Linked DNA regions of Homo sapiens: region 1 is linked to region 2. The links are chromatin loops, found by intact Hi-C in ENCODE. Cell type or tissue: IMR-90. All regions are shown on one strand. Each heading gives the region's core, and the rest is flanking DNA. Links, peaks and the distances in the headings are about the cores only.

What was found. A loop is a pair of places that touch in the nucleus more often than their neighbours do. Peaks named below come from ENCODE experiments on the same cell type or tissue, not always from the same donor. Only the 100,000 strongest peaks of a DNase experiment are listed, where the experiment ranks them.
Region 1: a loop joins it to region 2, with 2.1 times the contacts of the local background. A loop is called at or near these places in 1 of 110 quality-filtered maps.

What each region holds. Positions count from the first base shown.
Region 1 is chr2:181,036,635-181,041,037 of GRCh38, forward strand. All of the region lies in intron 3 of UBE2E3 (ubiquitin conjugating enzyme E2 E3), which reads left to right. Among named protein-coding and RNA genes, the nearest start is that of UBE2E3-DT, 58 kb to the left of the region's middle. In IMR-90, for the core only: no CTCF peak of the experiment used is centred there; DNase peaks (open chromatin) are centred at 497, 1,487 and 2,397; H3K27ac peaks cover 146 bases.
Region 2 is chr2:180,403,034-180,407,436 of GRCh38, forward strand. No RefSeq gene overlaps it. Among named protein-coding and RNA genes, the nearest start is that of EPCART, 280 kb to the left of the region's middle. In IMR-90, for the core only: no CTCF peak of the experiment used is centred there; no DNase peak of the experiment used is centred there.

The DNA of each region.
Region 1 (4,403 bases), core at 125-4,124, 630 kb after region 2:
GTCCAGGGATGGTTCACACCCTGTGCCCTGGGCTGCTGGAACTCTTCAGCCACCCTCTACCCTGAACTGGAATAAGTGGGTAAACAATACTCTAACTTGTTTTTTATTAACTTTTCTTAACTGTATGTATAGCTCACATTTATTTCAATGCTTGATATTAGAAATATTTTGGTCTTTATTTAGTAAATTTTGGTGATGTTGTGACCAGAAATATGACATAGGAACTTAAATCTTGTTTATGTCAATTAGCCTGTGGTTAAATTGGTTTCAGTATATGTCATTTCACATAAAGTTGCAGTTTCCAAGAACCTATCCACAACATTAAGCGAAGACTTACTGTATTGAACCTTGATTGTGACCTCACATCATCCATAGTTATGCATTGTATAATGACATTTTGATGAACAACAGTCCTCATATATAATGGTGGTTCCAGAAGATTATGATAGAGCTGAAAAATTCCTGTCACCTAATTGAGGTTGTAGTCATCGTAGCATCGTCAGACAGTGCATTACTCACATGTTTGTGGTGATGCTGGTGGAAACAAACTTGTGCTGCCAGCAAATATAATTATATGTAGTACATACTTGATAATAAACAACTGTGTTCCTGGTTTATGTATTTACTGTACTTTTTATTGTTATTTTAGAGTGTACTCCTTATTTTTTTAAAGTTAACTCTAAAACAGCCTCAGGCAGTTCTTTCAGGAGGTATTGCAGGAGAAGGCATTGTTATAGGAGATGACAGCTCTATGTGTATGTTATTGCTCATGAGGACCCTACAGTGGAACAGGATGTGGCGGTGGAAGACAGTAGTGATATATATGCTCCTGAGCCTGTGTGAGCCTAGGCTAATGTGTATGTTTGTGTCTTAGTTTTTACAAAAAAAGTTTAAAAAATTAAATAAAATAACTTTTAAAAATAAAAAAGCTTATAGACAAATACAAAGGAAAATATTTTTGTACAGCTATACACTGTGTTTGTGTTTTAAGCTCAGTGTTACTACAGAAGAATCAGAAAGTTAAAAAAAAATTTTAAGTTGACATAGTAAAAAAGTTACAGCCAGGCTCACACCTGTAATGCCAGCACTTTTAGGAGGTTAAGGGGGGAGGATTATTTGAGGCCAGAAGTTTGAGGCCAGCCTGGGCAATATAGCAAGACACCATCTCTACAAAAAATTTAAAAATTAGCGGGCATGGTGGCATATGCCTGTAGTCCCAGGTGCTTGGGAGGCTGAGGTGGGAGGACCACTTGAGCCCAGGAGTTCAAGATTGCAGTGAACTATGATCATACCACTGCACTCTGGTCTGAGTGACAAAGTCAGATCTTGTCTCTAAGCACAAAATAAAAGTTATAGTAAGCTAAAGTTAATTTATTATTGTGGAAGAAAAGTATTTTTGTATAAATTTAGTATAGCCTAAGTGTTTATAAAGCCTGCAGTAGTGCACAGATACATCCTACGCCTTCACTACTCACCCCTGACTCACCCAGACCAACTTCCAGTCCTGAAAGCTCCATTGTGGTAAGTGCCCAATACAAGTGTACCACTTTTTATCTTTTATATCATTTTTACTGTACCTTTCCTGTGTGTTTAGATACACAAATCACATTGTTTTACAGTTGCCTACAGTATTCTATATAATAACATACTGTGTGAGTTTGTAGCCTGGGAGCAATAGGCTATACCATATAACCTAAGTGTGTAGTAGGCTGTACCATCTAGCTTTGTGTAAATACGCTATGATGTTTGAAAAATGACAAAATCCCCGAATGACACATTTCTGAGGTCATATTCTTGTTGTTAAACATTAAGTGACACATGACCATACAAAAATTAATTCAAAATGGGTCATTGACCTAAATGTAGGAGCTAAAGCTATAACTTCTAGAATATAATGTAAGAGCAAAATTTTATGCCCTTGGATTAAGTAAAAATCTCTTAGGACAAAAGCAAGAAATAAAATAATTGGCAGGTGGAACTTAAAGTAAAAGACACTGTTGAGAAGATGAAAAGGCAAATCACAGAAAGGGAGAAAATAATTTGAAAACCTCTGTCTGATAAAAGACTTGTATCCAGAACATGCAAGTCTTAACATACAAGTCTTATATCTTAATAGACAAACCAATTTAAAATGGACAAAAGATTTGAATAGAGATGTTACTGATGAAGCTGTATGAATAACAGTGGTGCTTACACATCATTAGTCGTTAGAAAAATGCAAATTAAAACCACGATGAAATACAACTACATACTGACTAGAATGGTTAAAATAATTATAAAAAAACAGGATGAGGAAGGATGTGTAGCCGTTGAAACTCTCATACATTACCATTGAGAAGGCAAAATGGTATGGCCACTTGGGATAACAGTTTTGGGGTTTCTTACTATAAACATACACTTACTACCATGTGACTCAGTGTTACTGGTTAAATTACATCCTCCAAAATGGTATGTTTAAGTCCTAACCTCCAGTACCTCAGAATGTGACCTTTTTTTTTTTTTTTTTTTTTTTTTGGAAATAGGGTCATTGCAGTGGAACGAGGAAACATTTTTGGGGTGGTGGATATGCTCTATATCATGGTTGTAGTGATGTTACAGGACTATACATTTGTCAAAACTTAGCAGTGTTTATTTCAAAATGGTGAATAAATTTTATAAATAAATTTATACTTCAAAGCTGATTAAAAACATTTGAAAAATACAATAAATGGCTACATTGAAAATGTAATGAATATACTTTTAGTTCAAAAAGTGGGTGCAGACGAGCATTCTGGCTCCTGGAGCGGCTGGGAGGGCGACTTATAACTAGAATGCCTGTGGTCGAATGTAAAAACATTGTCTTAAGAGTGTACAGGGACTGGTGTGGTGGCTCACGCCTGTAATCCCAGCACTTTGGGATTTCGAGGTGGGCAGATTGCTTGAACTCAGGAGTTTGAGACCATCCTGAGCAACATGGCGAGACTCCCATCTCTACAAAAAAACAAGTGTACAAATGCTAATTTTGGCTATGATAAAATTTCTAATAGTGTCACTTGCAAAGTCGAAAAATTCATCTCAATAATTTTATAATGACAAAGACACTGATGTCTAGGAGTTAAATAAAATTTTCGTAAAATGTCATCCCGTGGTATCCTTGGGGGATTGGTTCTGGGACTTCCACAGATACCAAAATTCTCAAAATACTCAAGTTCCTTATATAAAATGGCATACTATTTGCATATAACCTATGTATATCTTCTGGTATACTTTGATTACTTATAATACCAAATACAATATAAATAATAGTTGTTAAACTGTATTGGCTTTTTATTTGTGTGATTTCTTATTAGTTTTTTTCTGCATATTTTCTGTTTGTGGTTGGTTGAATCTGTGTATGTAGAACCCATGGGTACAGAGGGCTGACTGTATTTATAATTTACCACATGGGGTGATTTTTAATATCTGTAGCTAATAATTATTTTAAGTGGCCATTTGACTGTTTCCTTGACATTCCTAAAAATTTATATACTTAAATTGGGGAGGAAAATATGTTTGCGTTCTTCTTAGTGGATAAATGGAAGATTGCGTTATAGTCATATATTCATAGAGCTTTCTGATATACCCAGTTAAGCAATTTTGATACATCCTTCTTCGTCCTTCCACGGGACATTGACCTGTCTCTAGTTCTGCACATGTTACACTGTATTGCATTTAGCCTTTTCATAACAATAAATTCAATTAGATGTCATTTATTTCTTTTATCCCTACTACAGTGCCTGGCTTATGATGTACATAAAATAAATATTAGTGGATAGGAAAATTTTTTTATAAAGAATCAATTTTTTGCCACAGTGCATTTTTTCATGGTTGACATTTATTCAAGAAGCATTTATTGAGCAACTCTTATGTGGAAAGCATTATACTGGCTGCTTTGAGATATATAAAAGAACTATAACATCTAAACATTTAATGTTAGAATGAAATGTAATTTCTATTTAGTATAAGGTATACTACAAATTATAGGATGAAGGTGGGTAATCACTAGAGGTTTCAGATGGATCATAGGTAAAAAATACTGGAAAAACAGTTTAGTCTGATGACAAAGGAAATCACTTTTTAGTAGCTATGGTATTCAAAATAATCATAGTTTAAAATGTCATTTAACAGTTTCTGGAATTTTTATAAAATCATTCTCCTTGCTGTCATATTGTTAGATCCAGAGAGTTAGACTGTGCAGTAAATGAGCTATTTTTTTACCTTAGAAAAGCAGAAGACTTGAATTTTCATAAGTAGACTCTTAGAGGTTCCTTCTGATGCTTCAGCACATTTCCTTTTCTCCAAAGAAATGCTTCAGGGCCGAGTGCAGTGGCTGACGCCTGTAATCCCAGCACTTTGGGAGACCCAGGCGGGCGAATCACGAGGTC
Region 2 (4,403 bases), core at 118-4,117:
ATAACGTGATTATAACATGTCTGACAAGATCTAGATTGAGGCACTAAGAAGAACCAATTTGAAAATAGCCCCTATCAGAGAATTAAAGCAAGAACAAACATCAAATTTATGATAAAGCTCAGGTTGAAGAATGCTGAAATCATTCAAACTTTATGAAAAGTTCATGGGAACGATGCCCCAAATAAATCATCAGTTTACAAGTGAATAACTTGTTTTCTGGGAACAAGTTAGGGAACAGACTAGAAAATGTCGAAGATGAAGCCCACAGCAACAGACCACCCACATCAATTTGTGAGGAAAAAAATCATTTTTTTTGTGCCCTAATTGAAGAAGACTAATAAAATTAATAGCATACGCAACAGCTAACAACATTGACAGTTCAATTGGTTCAGCTTACACAATTCAGGCTGAAAAGTAAAAGTGAGCAAACTTTCCATTGGAGGGCTGCCAAAACCCTTGTGCCCTGATTGGCTGCAGGCAAGAACAGAGCTTTCAATGGAAATTTTAAACCAGTGGGATCAATATCCTGAAGCATTTCTTTAATGAATTATAGAGGATATAAAACATGGCTCTACCAGTATGATCCTGAAGACAAGGCACAATCAGAGGACTGGCTACCAAAATATGGAAGTTGTCTAGTCAAAGCAAAAGTGGACTGGTCAAGAGCAAAGGTTGGCCGGGCGCAGTGGCTCACGCCTGTAATCGCAGCACATTAGGAGGCCGAGGTGGGAGGATGACGAGGTCAGGAGATGGAGACCATCCTGGCTAACACGGTGAAACCCCATCTCTACTAAAAATACAAAAAATTAGCAGAGCGTGGTGGCGGGTGCCTGTAGTCCCAGCTACTCGGGAGGCTGAGGCAGGAGAATGGCGTGACTCTGGGAGGTGGAGCTTGCAGTGAGCCGAGATCGCGCCACTGCACTCCAGCCCGGGTGAAAGAGCGAGACTCCGTCTCAAAAAAAAAAAAAAAAAAAAAAAAAAAGCAAAGGTCATTGCCACAGTTTTTTAGGATCCTCAAGGCATTTTGCTTGTTGACTTTTTGGAGGACCTAAGAATGATAACATCTGCTTGTTATGAGGGTGTTTTGAGAAAGTTAGGCAAAGCTTTAGCAGAGAAACCCCCAGGAAAGATTCACCAGAGACCTTTACCACAACAATGCTCCTGCCACTTCCTCTCATCAAACAAGGGCAAGTTTGCAAAAGTTTTGGTGGCAAATCATTAGTAATGCACCTTGCAGTCCTGATTTGGTTCCTCTGACTTTTTTTTTTTTTTTGCTAATCTTAAAAATTATTTTTAAAGGGTATGCATTTCTCTTCAGTTAATAATGTAAAAAAGACTGCATTGACCTGGTTAAATTCGTAGGATCTTCAGTTCTTTAAGGATGGACTAAATGGCTGGTATCATCACTTATAAAATTGTCTTGACCTTGAGGTAGCTCCTGTTGAGAAATAAAGTTTATGTTTTTATTTATGTCTTAAAATCACATTTCTTCATGAATTTTTAAAAGTCCCTCCTCATATTTATACTTCTCAGGAGAAGGAAAGAAAGAATTTAAATGTGTGATCATCTTCACTTTAAGATTCTCAGCAACTCTAAACTTGTGATCTGGGGGAATTCCTCAAGCTGCGTTGGTGGTACGTAAGAACTCTGCTCTAAATCCATCCCTATCCCTGCTTCTTTATGGGAGTTTGTGCCATTTTCAGGAGTTAATGCAATGGTCATTAGAATCTTCTTGGGGGTGCTTGTCAACCACACAGATTTGTGGGATCACCATACAGATTCCAGGTTCTTTTTTTTTTTTTTTTTTTCTTTTTTTGAGACGGAGTCTCGCTCTTTTGCCCAGGCTGGAGTGCAGTGGCGCGATCTCGGCTCACTGCAAGCTCTGCCTCCCGGATTCACGCCATTCTCCTGCCTCAGCCTCCCGAGTAGCTGGGACTACAGGTGCCCGCCACCAAGCCCGGCTAATTTTTTATGTTTTTAGTAGAGATGGGGTTTCACCGTGTTAGCCAGGATGGTGTCGATCTCGCAACCTTGTGATCCACCCGCCTCAGCCTCCCAAAGTGCTGGGATTCCAGGCGTGAGCCACCGTGCCCGGGCCAGATTCCAGGTTCTTAAATATCTCTGTGAGCTGGTGATTCTGCATTTTAAACACCTGGGAATTCCAAGGTAGGGGACCTAAGATGAGTCTTTGGGCAGCAGTGTTTGGAACCATATAGTTTAGTTTCCTATCTGGCTCCTACCTGAGCCCTGTGAATTTTGTAGTTTTTCCAAAAAGGAGATATTTCGAGAGAATAGCATGCTAAAAATCAGACTTCTACTAAATAATCTAATCTTCACTACTTGCATCCCTTTTCCAGAGTTGAAGTGGAACCAAAGGAGTATAGTAGTATTTTTCTGCAACTTTCAAGTTCACATTTATTAATTTTTTAATGTTAATTTTCTGGAGTTTGTATGTTTGTGCTTTTTTATAGCCTTTTCCATTTATAATTTGTTGTAATTTCCTTTCTTATTCTACATAAATGTTCCTTTTTGTGCCAAGTTATATATTTGTGATTTTATGTTCTTTTTCTGTAAGAGGCCTCCAAACTGTAGCTTTAGGTCTGACAAAACCTAGATCTGACCTTCAGTTATATTTTCTAACAAGTTTCTGTCTTAGTTTTTAGAGAAGTGAAAAAGTGAAAACTGTTTTCCTAACCCCTGAATTGTGGTCGTCCTCCTGGTAAATAATAGCCAGGTCATAGAGCAGATATGCGGGCCTTGGGAAGCTTCTGAAACAGCCATTTCTAACAGATTCTCCCAACATCCACCCGCTCCAGGATTTGAGTGCCACTGGAAATCATAAATAAATCTGCAATAAGAATTGTGTACATGCTTTTATTCATATAAGGTTTACAGTTTATTTTTGGATATTTTTATATACTTTTCCTGACTAGCTATTTTAAATGAGCCTGCAAAATACCACAAAATCAGTAAGGTATGGAGCACGCCTAGAATCCTGCTTTGTAGACTGTAGTAGTTATTTCCATCATAACACGCAAAAGGGACACACTGCAGCTTTGAACAAATCTGCCATTATCACTGGCAAAATTTTACATCCTTTACAAATGATACCAAGTAGATCTGCTTCTCAGGTAGACTACGATACACATTTCTGGCATAGAAATCAGTCACTGTGAACCTTTGAATCACATTCTGTCTCTGTCAGGAAGAATTCTAACTGTCAGGAATCTGTTACTATTTCGTAGGCAAAATGAAAATTGTATGATTCTGCCTTACAGGACTGAGAAGTGCAAAAATACCGAGAAAGAAGAATTTCACAGGAATAAGATGATGCTTCATAATGTTTTGTAACATTAGATCATCTTTCTTCCTGAATTCATTGCTTGCATCCTGGGTATGGCTGAGATGATGAGAATAAGATGGCAGTGAAGAAATAAAATGAAGGAACAGGAAATTCATGGTTGACGTTCAAACCTGCTAGTAAGTTATGTCCCTGACCAGTGCCTCCTCCTTTACTATCCTCTTACTTTTCCAAACAATTTAGTAATTCTGCTGCAGCATTTTGACTCTCCTTGGTTAAGATTTTCACAGCTTTGCCAACTGACATCAGTCACCTCATTCCTTACTCCACATTTCTGTGTTTTTCTTTCCCTCCTCTGAGGGGAAGTATCTCTTCTTGATGCTCTTTTTTTGCACATTTAGAGTTAATAATTTGTCCATGTTTTTGTCAATTGTACTTATGTGTCTAGAAATCTCAGGGAAGTCATCTACTCCTTAAAGAAGAGTCATTTTCTCTTTTCTTTTTCTTTTTCTCTGGTACATTGCACAACATCTACAATGTTAGCAGGGGGTCTTTAATCCACAGTGCCACTAGCAAAGCTGAGTAGCTGAATAACATGGCAGACGCTCCTGATGCTTCGCTATTCTTCTTAGAGAAGGGGAGAGAAAGAGGACATTAGAGGAGTGCTATATATGAAATGGTTAAAAAAAAAGGGCGGGGGGAAGAGTGGATGCAAAACTTAACGTAATGATTCACAAAAATAAAATAAGTTGCCTTTCAAGACCCCAAGGTTGCAAGATACCCGGAGAACTTTATTACTGTTTTTCTCTCTGCATCTTCCCATTCTCATCATGTGATTTGGCTTTTTTCAATAAGACCTATGTACAGCCTTTTTGCTTTCATACTTACTACAAAAAACATTTCTTTTTTTAAATCTGTTAACCTCTAAACTGATCTCCCAGTACGCTTTGGCCTCTTTACTGTATGCACTTCTTTCAGATTAACTTTTCAAAATCACTTTCCTGTTCAGTCCATTCCCCTGCTAAAGATTTCTACCCATTGGCAACCACCTTAGAACCTACACTGGGATAGGAATACAAAGATATCAGTGATGTAACCCTAC